Regions from separate parts of the Mus musculus genome. Here region 2 is linked to region 1. The links are chromatin loops, found by intact Hi-C in ENCODE. Cell type or tissue: gastrocnemius. All regions are shown on one strand. Each heading gives the region's core, and the rest is flanking DNA. Links, peaks and the distances in the headings are about the cores only.

Region 1 (5,372 bases), core at 277-5,276:
AGGAAGGTAGGCTACGCAACCATGGGGAAGATGATATTTGAATAAAGATGAGAGAAGAGCAAAGGAGGTGGAAAGCAGCATTCCATCTGTTACATATGTTTTCTTTTTCTTCCGTGGGTGGAAGGGGAAAGGTAGAGCCAACACAGCAGTAGAAGGAACAGCAGATGGAAGGCCAGGAGATCCACATTTGCTTTATTTCTTTAGAAACAGCATGGAAGCTCGTGTGCCTGAGGAACTGAGTAGGGAACATAGTGGATATGAGAGTAGGTCAGAAGAGGTCACAGGTTGGAGGACTAGGTTCAGGGGTCATTGAGGCCACAGAGTTCTAGGCTTGTGGGATGAATGTCATGGAAGATAAGCAGTGACTCACGGGAGCACATTTACACCGGCTGCTGTCATGAGAATGGGCTACTCAGAGGAAAACAAACTAACAAATAAACAAGAAACAAAGAAACAAGAAAGGAGGGAAGGAAGAAAGAAAGAAAGAAAGAAAGGAAGAAAGAAAGGAAGAAGGAAAGAAAGAAAAAGGGTACTAGGGATATAACTATAGAAAAATGCAATCAGAGGGTTGTAGTGCTTTGGACCATGATCACTGTAGGAAAGGTGGTAGGGACTGGAATACACATCTATTAGAACTTTGAAAGTTGAGGTAGAAGGCTGTACCAAACTTTGTTGCATAGAGGAGAAAGAAATTAAGAAGATACTAGGATGAACCCTGGGGAACCTGGATGGTGATAATGGTGTCTTATTAATTGGGACATTTAAGGCTGTGGATGGGGGATGTTTGGGACAAGAAAAGTGGAACCAGATTTGTACACACACACTCTGAAATGTCGCATAGACTCCAAATGGGGAATGTCGGGTATATGTATTTTGCAGATCATTGGGTTTAAAATTCTCTTTTTCTGTTATTTTGCTTTTGAAGTGGAGGTTTAGCCTGGAGAATTCAAGTTGCTGCTCTAGGACTTCAGATAAAGCAGGAAGCAGTTGCTGTAAAAGCAATAAAACCGGACTTATTAGATATACTTTGTAACTTAGACTCAGTTCTCTAAATTTTGGCCCCCGCAGATCCTTTCTTTTTGGAAGTTATGCAATCCGTTTAGCGCTGTGCTGGCGAATTTAAGGACTTCCTCCCCTACTAGCTGACAGCCTGTCCCAATTGCTTACAATAATAAACTGGATATCGAAAAATATGCTTGAAAAAAAGGTTTTTAAGTTTGAATAACAATTGTCTTTAGTCTCCACACAGACTTCAAACACTGCAATCTTCTTTGAGGCTGACGCTGCACACCTCAAGCCTGGTCAGGAAGGGATGAACTCCCAAGAGCAGGGACATCTTAACACACTAATATGGGCTTTGTACCGGGCAAGTCTGGATTGGAAACTCGCGATCCTGAGAAGGTGCTCTGCCCAGTGGAAGGCAAAGTCCGACCTAGGATTATTCATTCTTGATTATGTCAGAGAACTTGCTGTCTTGGCCTCTAGATTACAACGGGCTGACCTGGTGTTTTCTTGTCCGATGTGATACCAGGTCTGGAGTTGGAAAGCCACATTCCTACCTGACTAACGCAGGAGTCATTTAAGGGTTTAGATGTCAGTGAGCGCGGAAGGTAGGAGAGCAACGTTGTCCTTGCAGTCACTACAAATAAACAGAATCCAAGGATGGTTAATGTTGCCACCGAAGCAAAATCCCAGTCAGCCCTAAGCTTTGGGAAGACCTGCCACTGCAGCCGAGTCCTCACAGGGACCTCTCCCGGGTGGGGTCAGCTTCCAGCCCGGGAAGAGGCGGGAGACGTGCCGCAAGGCCTGGGATGTGGGGTCTAGGCCAGAGAGTCGGGGTGCGGCCGCTCAGCTATGGGATCAACGATCGCAACAGCCCCGGCTGTCCTGGCTCCCACCGCACCTGGCCCCGGCAGAACGCGGCTCTCAGCGAGGGCGCGGCCCCGCCAGGCCAGCGATGGGGCGGGCCGGCGCCACGGGGCGCTCCGCCCCCGATGATGCGGCGGCCTCCGACTGGCCCCCGGCCCGTCACTCACTCCTCACCATGGTTGCAGCACAAAGCAACAAGCCCCGGAGGCCGCTTCCTCCCTGAAGAGTGGCTCCGGCGGCCGCCGAGGCGCAGGAGAAGGAAGAGGCGGGGAAGAGGAGGCGGTCGCCGTTCAGCAGACGCTTGGCGGGGCTGCGCGCTCCGCTCTCGGCCTCGCGCCCGCCGGGGACCCGTGTCTGGCCCGCCGCGCCCGCCCGCCGCACGGACGACGCACAAAGTTGCCTAGAGCGCGGGGGCCGCGCGGGGAGCAGCCGCGCTCAGGCGCCGATGGGGGCGGGCGGCTGGAGCTGCGCGGCCCGCGGGGATGCAGCAGCAGTCGGGAGGCGCGGCCGACAGTAGACGGAGGCGCGGCGCGGCCACGGCGGCCGAGGCCAGCGGGCTCGGTGGCTCCCAGACCTGAGCCGGGCTCACCAGGCTCAGCGCGCGGCCCTCCCTCTCGACCGGCGCGCGAGGACCCGGGACGCGTCAGAGCGAGCGCGGCCGGAGCGGGTAGAGCCAGGGCCCCGCCGGAGAGGCTCCGCCCGCCGTCGCTTGCACCTCCCTAAAAATAACTCGGCCCGCCGGGGCCAGCGCGATCCGCGACCGATCGGGAGCGCTGCCGGGCAGTCGCTGAGTCCGAGTCTACGGACAGCAAGCCGCGAGGAGGAGGAGGGCAGCTCCGGGCTGCACGGACCTTTCGTGCTGTCTGCGCCCCGGCCCCGCGCCTGGGCTGGTTTGCCTCGGGCAGTGGCGCTGGGCCGGGAGGCCGGCGAGTGTGTGGAGCGGACCCGGTGCGCCCCGCAGGGGGAGATGGCGTCCTACGTGGATAATAGCTTCCGCCAAGCGGTGATGAAGAACCCCGCCGAGAGGACCCCCCAGGTGAGACGCGCCGCCACCCGCCGTGGGGTTGGTGTCTGCAGACTGCGCCCTTCCAGTGCCCCGGCACTCCTCTGCTGGGGAAGCATCCCATTTCCCCCATCCAGGACCTTCCCTGCCCCAACTTCCAAGGGCATTCTTTTCAGACTGTTCTGCGATTGCTGCCCTCTCCTCTGCTGTCCTTTTCGTTGCGCTCCCCGTAGCTGACCTTGCCTGCGCCTTTGCGGGACTAGTTGTCTATAGGGTATGCCTTTCTCCGGCCACACTCCTTGGGGTTGAGTCTTGGGGTCAGGTCTCAGCTCCTCTCGGCCGGGTACTCTTGTCACCCTGACTGCAGGCTCAGTTACTCTCTTGCATGTATCCCATCTTTAGAGTTTAGGGGTGTTTAATGAGCTGTAAGCAGGAACTTGCAGGGTTGTGCGATGAACTGACTGGCCTAGGTGGGCCTTGTAAAGTGAAAGCCTGTCTTTAGTTACTACTTTACTTTCTTGAAAGAGGAATGTTGTTATCCATCGAAAGGAAAAAGTTGACAGGCCAGCGCTTTTCATTCCAATTGTAGATGTAAGTGCAGAACAGGCGTATTCGACTCCGTCTTCTTCGCAGGGCAGATTCTTTCGGTTTGCACAATATGGTCAAAATTAGATGAGTGGTTAACGTTTATACAATTGTTTATCCTCAGGTTTTTTTTTTTATTTTTAAACGGAGGGATAGCTGGTGGGTTAGATTTGATTTTTCTTAGATTGGATTAGCGAGGGAGGAGTGTTATAAAAAATGTGGTTTGATTTCCGTTGCTTACTGGCTACATGACGTAGATTCCTAAATGTTGGGATGGCGACTACAGGCGATCCTGCTTGCCAACCCTGCAGGCAAAGAAGATCTACAGATCCTTGGGGCCAGCAAAAACAGCGAGGATCCGATACTTGACAAAAGTTGCTTTGCTTGTCTGGGGATGGGATGCCATCTGTCCAAATCCAAGTGCTGCCCATCTCTGATGATGATTATTTAATGGGCGAGAGACTAGAATAAAAGCGAATCTTCCATTGGCTGCTTTTGGACAAGCCCCAAGAACGGCACCTGGTACTGTTGTTCTTGATGGTTTTCCTTTTGCTTGGTGGAGCTGTCACTTGTGGGATATGAATATAGATTACACTTGCCAAGCCTGGGAGATGGACTGTAATCGCATAAGAACGTTCACTTCACGTCTTCAGAAGTACCTACTCCAAAGGGCAGTTTTTATCAGGCACTGAGCATGCACGCCTTTGATCTGCTCCCTTCTCTGGTGGTGGTATAGCTGCCCTTCATGTGTCTTCATCATCTCTATTTGTTAAAACGGTCACTTATACCCATTTTCTGCTCTTGAAAAGACACTGCCAGTTTATTGTGTAGGCAAAGCAACTTTCACGCGATCTCTCAGTTCTTTTCAAGAACAGAGTTTGAAATGGCCAAGTGAAATTACACATGCAAACCGAACAAGGATAGTCAGTGATGTCCGAGGCCTGGTGTAGAAATGGGGAGGGTGAAATGGGGTGCTAGGTTGATTAGTTAGAATAACAGTGGAACCTACTGTCAGGTAGGGAGGGCTGTGCATGCGTGTGTGTGTGTGTGTGTGTGTGTGTGTGTGTGTGTAGGGGTGGGGAGGTAGAGATGGTGGGTTACCAAATAAGTCTGGAAGAGGCACACCTTCCACTTGGACAGCCTGTGGATTGGCCAAGTAAATAGGCTGTTGTTAGACTACTATGTTCCCCCGCCAGTGGTGTGGAATATAGAAACCAACCTAACAGAGGACTCTTGGCCCAGTGAGAAAGTGGGCGGGTTACTATATACCCAGCTAGCTAAAAGCTCCATTGAGAATCTGGGAGCTGTCTTTACCCCACCTGACCTCAGGAGAAGCAAACAGAGAAACTGCCAAACATGGTGAACATTCTTAAGTGTCAGCCCTGTTAACTTTGATGTTCATTTGGTTTTTACCAGTGTGAACCCCCCAGCTCTGTTTATCGCTTTAAAGAGAAATTAGTTTGAACTATGAGTGCTTTTCCATCCTTCCCTAAGTTGTCAGAAGTAATTTATCCAGAAGTTGGAATTCTCCTCGAGTAGAAAACAGGCAGTGTTGGTTGCACCTGTGGGAGCTTTTCCATATGTGGTATATTCTCATAGATGCTTGAGTGTTTCTGTAATATGAGTAAAAACAACATGGTGGTATCGCTTGATTCAACTGGAAGAACAAGAATTAGGGAAGCTTTGCTGTGGAGTATCCTATTTCTGAAGACTGACTTTGATAAAGGAGTTTGTGTGACAGGCAAAACCGCAAGGTTCTGGAAAGGAATGAATGAAAGCATTTATTTACTTATTTATTCTTGTTGGGTCTAGCTCCTCCTCCCTTCCCTAGCCGGCCTTACCAGACTCTTTGAAGACAAGTTCTGGATTTAGGTTAGTCAGTTGCTTGAAAGTAATTTTGCTAACTACCCTAGTG
Region 2 (5,372 bases), core at 148-5,147, 190 kb before region 1:
TAGCTCTGCAGTTCTTGTGTTTGAGAAAATAGCCATGCCTTCATGGTCATTCCTCTTAGAGCTTTTCCATTTTCATTTTCTCCCTTTTAAAAACAGCATTTTTACATTGTAGGAGCTCTCATTTTTTTATATAGTCATCTTGAGAGGTTAAATTTTATTAGGCATACTAATTTATTTTGTGTGGTATGAGTGCTTACAAAATGCAGTCATGTGCATAGTGCTATAGGAAATTGTAAAGGACTCATAAAAATATCTTCAAGTTTTAATAATTTCATATGTTCAGATAACATTAGTAGATTTCCAATTTCATTTAACAAACTCATCATCACGAGTTCTGCGTTTGTTTGTTTGTTTGTTTGTTTGAGACAGACTCTCGCTGTGTAGCCTCAGGCTCTGAGCAGTCCACCAGCACCTGCCTCCCAAGCCCTGGGATTCGAGTGGGGCGCCATCAAGGTGGTCCTGAGTTTTGATTTTGAAGCGGAGTTTCATGTAGACTGCCTCTCTAGCTCACACTCTGGTCTGTAACAGTGTTGTTCTGTTTTTACTTTAAAAGGCACTCAACTTCCATTTACAAATACTTGAGAAATAAGGGTATTTTTAAAACATTGGTGAGTTGACCATTTTAAGGAACAGTGGTTTTCTGAGCTGAGAACACTGTCAGGAAAAGAAGCGGCAATTTGAGAGGTATGCATGTCCTGTGCACTGAGAACTTGTGGGGCAAGTGGGGTCAAGCCCGTGCACCACTTGCTTTCACAGTCTGATTTGCGGGTATAAATAATTCCAGTCTCAGGGCTGGAGAGATGGCTCTGTGGTTAAGAGCACTGACTGCTCTTCCGAAGGTCCTGAGTTCAATTTCCAGCAACCACATGGTAGCTCACAACCATCCCTAATGAGATCTGATGCCCTCTCCTGCGTGTCTGGACAGCTACAGTGTACTTAGATATAATAATAAAGAAATCTTTAAAAAAATAATAATAATAATTCTAGTCTCATGCCAGACTTTGGGACTTGTAATTCCTTTTCAAGAAGGATTTTGAATAACTTTGTAAAAAACAATTGTTGTAACTTATTGATCTTTTTTTTTGACTCATGCATGATTTAGGTTATACAATCTGGCTTTATAAATGTGCATTGTATAATCTTAGCAGACTAGTTTTCTTTGGAGCACAAGGAAATTTCTTCCTAGAACATCCAGCATCAAGAGTATCTTCATTCTTTTTTTTTTAAATCCTAGTCTCTTACAAAACTTTTACTGTTTACTTTCCTGGCTTTCATTGCCTTTTAAATACTAGGACCCAGGTTTTCTCGGTGTGTGACACATGCTGTTTTTCAGTCTGACATTTGAATTCTTTCCTCCTGATGCATGTTACCCAGCTGCTAACAGTTTAAGGTAACTTTGCTATCAATTAGACATATACTTTCCTTCACCTTCCTCTTCACTGAGTGCAAGGGGACGGACACAGGCATGAGCCAGCAATACTTCACCCTGTGGCCCTCCAGCAGCCTTGTCTGTCTTCTCTGTCCCATCTGCCAATGAGTGCTGCCAACTAGGCACTGTTGGTGACCAAAATGAAGGCAGAGGAGGGCAATAGACCAACACCAGCAGCACTGGCTTGGCTCTGATCCCTGATGTCACTACTCACTGAGACTTCCAACTACATCAGCTAACGTTACTTAAACCTCAGGAGGATTTAGAGGACATCAGAACAAGGAAACTGTGATGCAGTGGGTAAGAGTTTGCTTCCCAGGTTGGGGAGGAAGCTCAGTAGGAGAGTGCTTGCCTGGTAAGCATGAAGACACGTTTGCTCTTCAGGACCCACGCAAAAAAGACTGGGTGTGGTGGCAGGTGCTTATAATCCAGACCGGGGAGGCAGAGGTGGGAAGATCCCTGTCACTCACTGCTGGCCAAGCCCAGCCTCCTCAGTGAGGTCCTCATGAGAGAACATGTCTTGAGACACAAGATGGATGCACCCACAGAACAGCACCTGAGTTTGACCTCTGGCCTACGTTTGCAAAGCTGGGCCTCCAAAGCGGCCTCCTAGGTCTGAACCATCGCTCAGCTCCTAATGTCGTTGTGGCCTTTGGGGGAAGTGTTCATCCTATAAAATAAAGCGTACTGATGTCATTTAAGTTTGAAAGTCCTGTAGTCCACATCAAGTGTTGAGCACGGTGCCTGGTGTACACTACTAAGCACCTGGTAACTGTTGACCATTTAAACATGAAATGTGAAAAAGTCTTGTAAATGGAAAAAGTAGTGCGAGATGTTATTAACAGGTAGCCATCGCTGTGTTAAAACAGAATTACTTGGTATCCTCAACACTCTTGTTTGCTTGTGGGTGGTAGACACCTGCAGGAGGCGACTGAGCTGAGCCCTTTGTCATGGAACAAGTAGCTGGCTGTCTTCTCTTACATTAGGTAAGGTCATCAGGACTAAAATTGGCATCATCACAGTGATCTAGGCTTCAGGCACTTTTCAGACTAATCTATAAATAACAGTTGGATATAGCAGCCTGTTCCATTTAATTTTAAGAGTAGCAACAGATTGACTCCAGAAATATCACATAGGAGTCAGTAGCACAGATAAGGCGCTTTGCTGAAAGCCTGGCTGTGATACATGCTCATGAATACTAATTAATTCATGTGGGCAACCAACCAGCCAGACTACAAAAGAACAGCCTGTCCCATCAGACAAGAAATCATTACTTAAGTAGCGCATAGTATTAAATGCCTCAGGTCAAATCAACAGGTTAGAGAGGAAACCGTTTTGGATGAGTCTTGTTTACGACACCCTGGCTGTTTTCATTTCTCTAGGATACATTAGTAACTTGGGCCTGCAGCTCTGCCTTCTGCAGCTGGCGCCCTGAAGCAGCCCCACTGGGACTGGGAGATGTGTTCAGAGGGCTTTTAAATGAACTCAGTTATGTTGTTGCTTGTCTTTTCAGACATCATCTTACCATGTAGCCCAGGTGGGCCTCGAGCTTGCAATCCTCTTATGATCTTCTCGAGTTCTGGGGTTATAGGCATGTGTCACCATGCCCATCTCACTTGTCTGTCCCCCTCTTTCCCTCCTTCCCACGTACTAGACATGTGCTCACTGACCTATTACCTCCAACTCTTAAAATACATGTTTGACCTATAACTGGATTTTGATGACCATCTTTTAGTAATAAAGAGGATAGATATCCTTACAGATGGTCAGGATTATTATTTAGTGAGACCTTTGCACATTGTGAGTATATATGTACATGCCTTCATACATGTATGTACACATGTTCACATGTCTACCGCCATGTGTCTCTTCTTCCCATAGGCCTGCAGTTACCGTGAAGCAGAAACAGACTTGGGTTCTTTGTATTCTTAGTGTGTCGTCTGGTGCATGAACAGTGCTTGTTCTTGTTAGATAACTTCATAAAACCGAGTTTAGAGCATTGTATGTTTCTTACTGGAGCGGAAACGCTCGTGGGAATATGCCTTCTTCTAGGGTAAAGAGAAATGTGCAGAATCTTTCTTTCGAGTCCTGAAGAGGAAGAGTGATGTGTATGACGTGACGCTTGCAGCTCTTTGCTTTCATTTCATATCCTTTTAAGGTTTTTTATTTTTATTTTTATGGGTATAGGAGTTCTGCCCGCATAGGCCGGAGGAGGAGCAGGAGTTACAGGTGGCTGTGTGAGTGGCCATGGGGGTGCTGGAGTTACAGGTGGCTGTGTGAGTGGCCATGGGGGTGCTGGGAACCCAAGTCCTCCAGAACAGTGTCTGGCTTTGTCTTGTTTGTTTTGCGTACTTCCTATTGATGCTTCATGAATTTCGCATCATGCACCCCAACCCCACTCATCTCTCATCCCTTCACACCCGTCCTCCGCCCTTGCAACCTCTCTGCACAAGGAAAAGGAAAAAGATCCTGTCGTGAAAGCTGTAGTGTGCGACAGTGTGTCCCACAATAGGCCCTTTTGTCCTCACTTCTTTACTTGCAAATAAGTGCTCATTGCAATGAGCCATTGGCCTGGTTCAAGGCCTCTGGCTCCTGCTTCCCTATCAGTGCTATATCCGCACTGAGACTCCTCTCAGATATCCTGTTGTTGCCTTGTGACGTGGAGCTCCTGCAGCCAGCTTTGGATCTGTAGGCCTGGCTCCTGGAACAGTCTTCTTAACCCAGCCATCTCTACAGCTCCCTGTGTTTATTTTCTGTACTTAGAGGAGACTAAGGTCTTTTGGACTTTCTGTCTCTTCTGCATACTGTTTCAGAGCTGAACACATGTCTACTTTCACTTTCTCATTTTCTTTCTAGTATGAGATACTTATACATTTATGTCAGCCTCCACGAAAAGCTACAAACCTTCTCTGGCATTGAAGGCACACAGTTCATCACGTGACTTGCTTTTGGGGACTCTGCGACCTTGCACACCGTGTTGCACCTTCAAACAGAATCTGGTCTCAGCTTGGCAGTTGAGCTGTGGCCACAGGTTGAATATGGGCATTAGCCCAGGGAGCAGAGTGAGCAGAGCCACGAGCCCAGCCCGCAGAGGCCGGGCTTTTCAGCCCTCCCTCCAGCTGTCATGCTGTTCACAGTGCCCCTTTCCTTCCCTGTGCCCATAGTGATCATGGTGTCTTGTGGTTCTCAGAGGCCCCCACCTCCCCACAGGTCAGAGTGACTGCTGCTCTTGCTGTCTGTCCTTCCTTTCCTCTTAGTTTATGGGATCTTGCTTTGTAGCCCACGCTGGTCTTGGATGTGAGCTGTTCTTGTCTGACCTACTAAGTGTTGGGAATCCAGCCATGCACCCTTGTCTCTTCTCATATGACAATTCTTCATTTTTTAAAAAAGATTGATTGATTGATTGATTGATTACATGTAAGTACACTGTAGCTGTCTTCAGACACTCCAGAAGAGGGAGTCAGATCTCCTTATGGGTGGTTGTGAGCCACCATGTTGTTGCTGGGATTTGAACTCATAACCAGTCAGAGCTCTTAACCGCTTAGCCATCTCTCCAGCCCACAACTCTTCATTCTTAAGTGACTAACACTAAACCTGTTTCTAAGAGAGAAATTCTGCTAAACAAATGCAGATAGCAGTGTGAAGTATAGTTGTTTCTTCTGAGTCTTCGCATGCACTAGCAGTCTGGAGGCAGCCTCTTAGGTTTGCTGGCTGGCTTGGCTCTCCATGGTTGAAGGACGTAGGCTGGAGAGGAGAGTTATGCAATGGCAGGCTTACTTTATCTGTTGAAACTCACTGCAGTGCTTTTATACAGTAGGCATGTCTATTACTCAGAGCCTCAAGTGAAATTCCAGCCACACAGTGTACAAGCGACAGGAGATGGCATTCTCCCCGCCAACATGTATGAGGACATTGTTGATGGAGTTTTAGGGTATCCGCCTAG

Evidence for each region. Peaks named below come from ENCODE experiments on the same cell type or tissue, not always from the same donor. Only the 100,000 strongest peaks of a DNase experiment are listed, where the experiment ranks them.
Region 2: a loop joins it to region 1, with 2.4 times the contacts of the local background. A loop is called at or near these places in 5 of 42 quality-filtered maps.

The regions. Positions count from the first base shown.
Region 1 is chr3:79,283,997-79,289,368 of GRCm38, reverse strand. It overlaps 6430573P05Rik (RIKEN cDNA 6430573P05 gene), which reads right to left and starts at 2,514. Exons shown (of 2, transcript NR_165170.1): 1 at 1,560-2,514; 2 at 1-990. It also overlaps a transcript of Rapgef2 not described here. In gastrocnemius, for the core only: a CTCF peak has its summit at 2,638; DNase peaks (open chromatin) are centred at 2,061, 2,618, 2,790, 3,921 and 1 more place; H3K4me3 peaks cover 4,553 bases; H3K27ac peaks cover 4,403 bases.
Region 2 is chr3:79,472,375-79,477,746 of GRCm38, reverse strand. The region is part of intron 14 of Fnip2 (folliculin interacting protein 2); the gene reads left to right. Among named protein-coding and RNA genes, the nearest start is that of Gm36442, 37 kb to the left of the region's middle. In gastrocnemius, for the core only: a CTCF peak has its summit at 2,345; DNase peaks (open chromatin) are centred at 1,553 and 2,660; H3K4me3 peaks cover 378 bases; H3K27ac peaks cover 4,027 bases.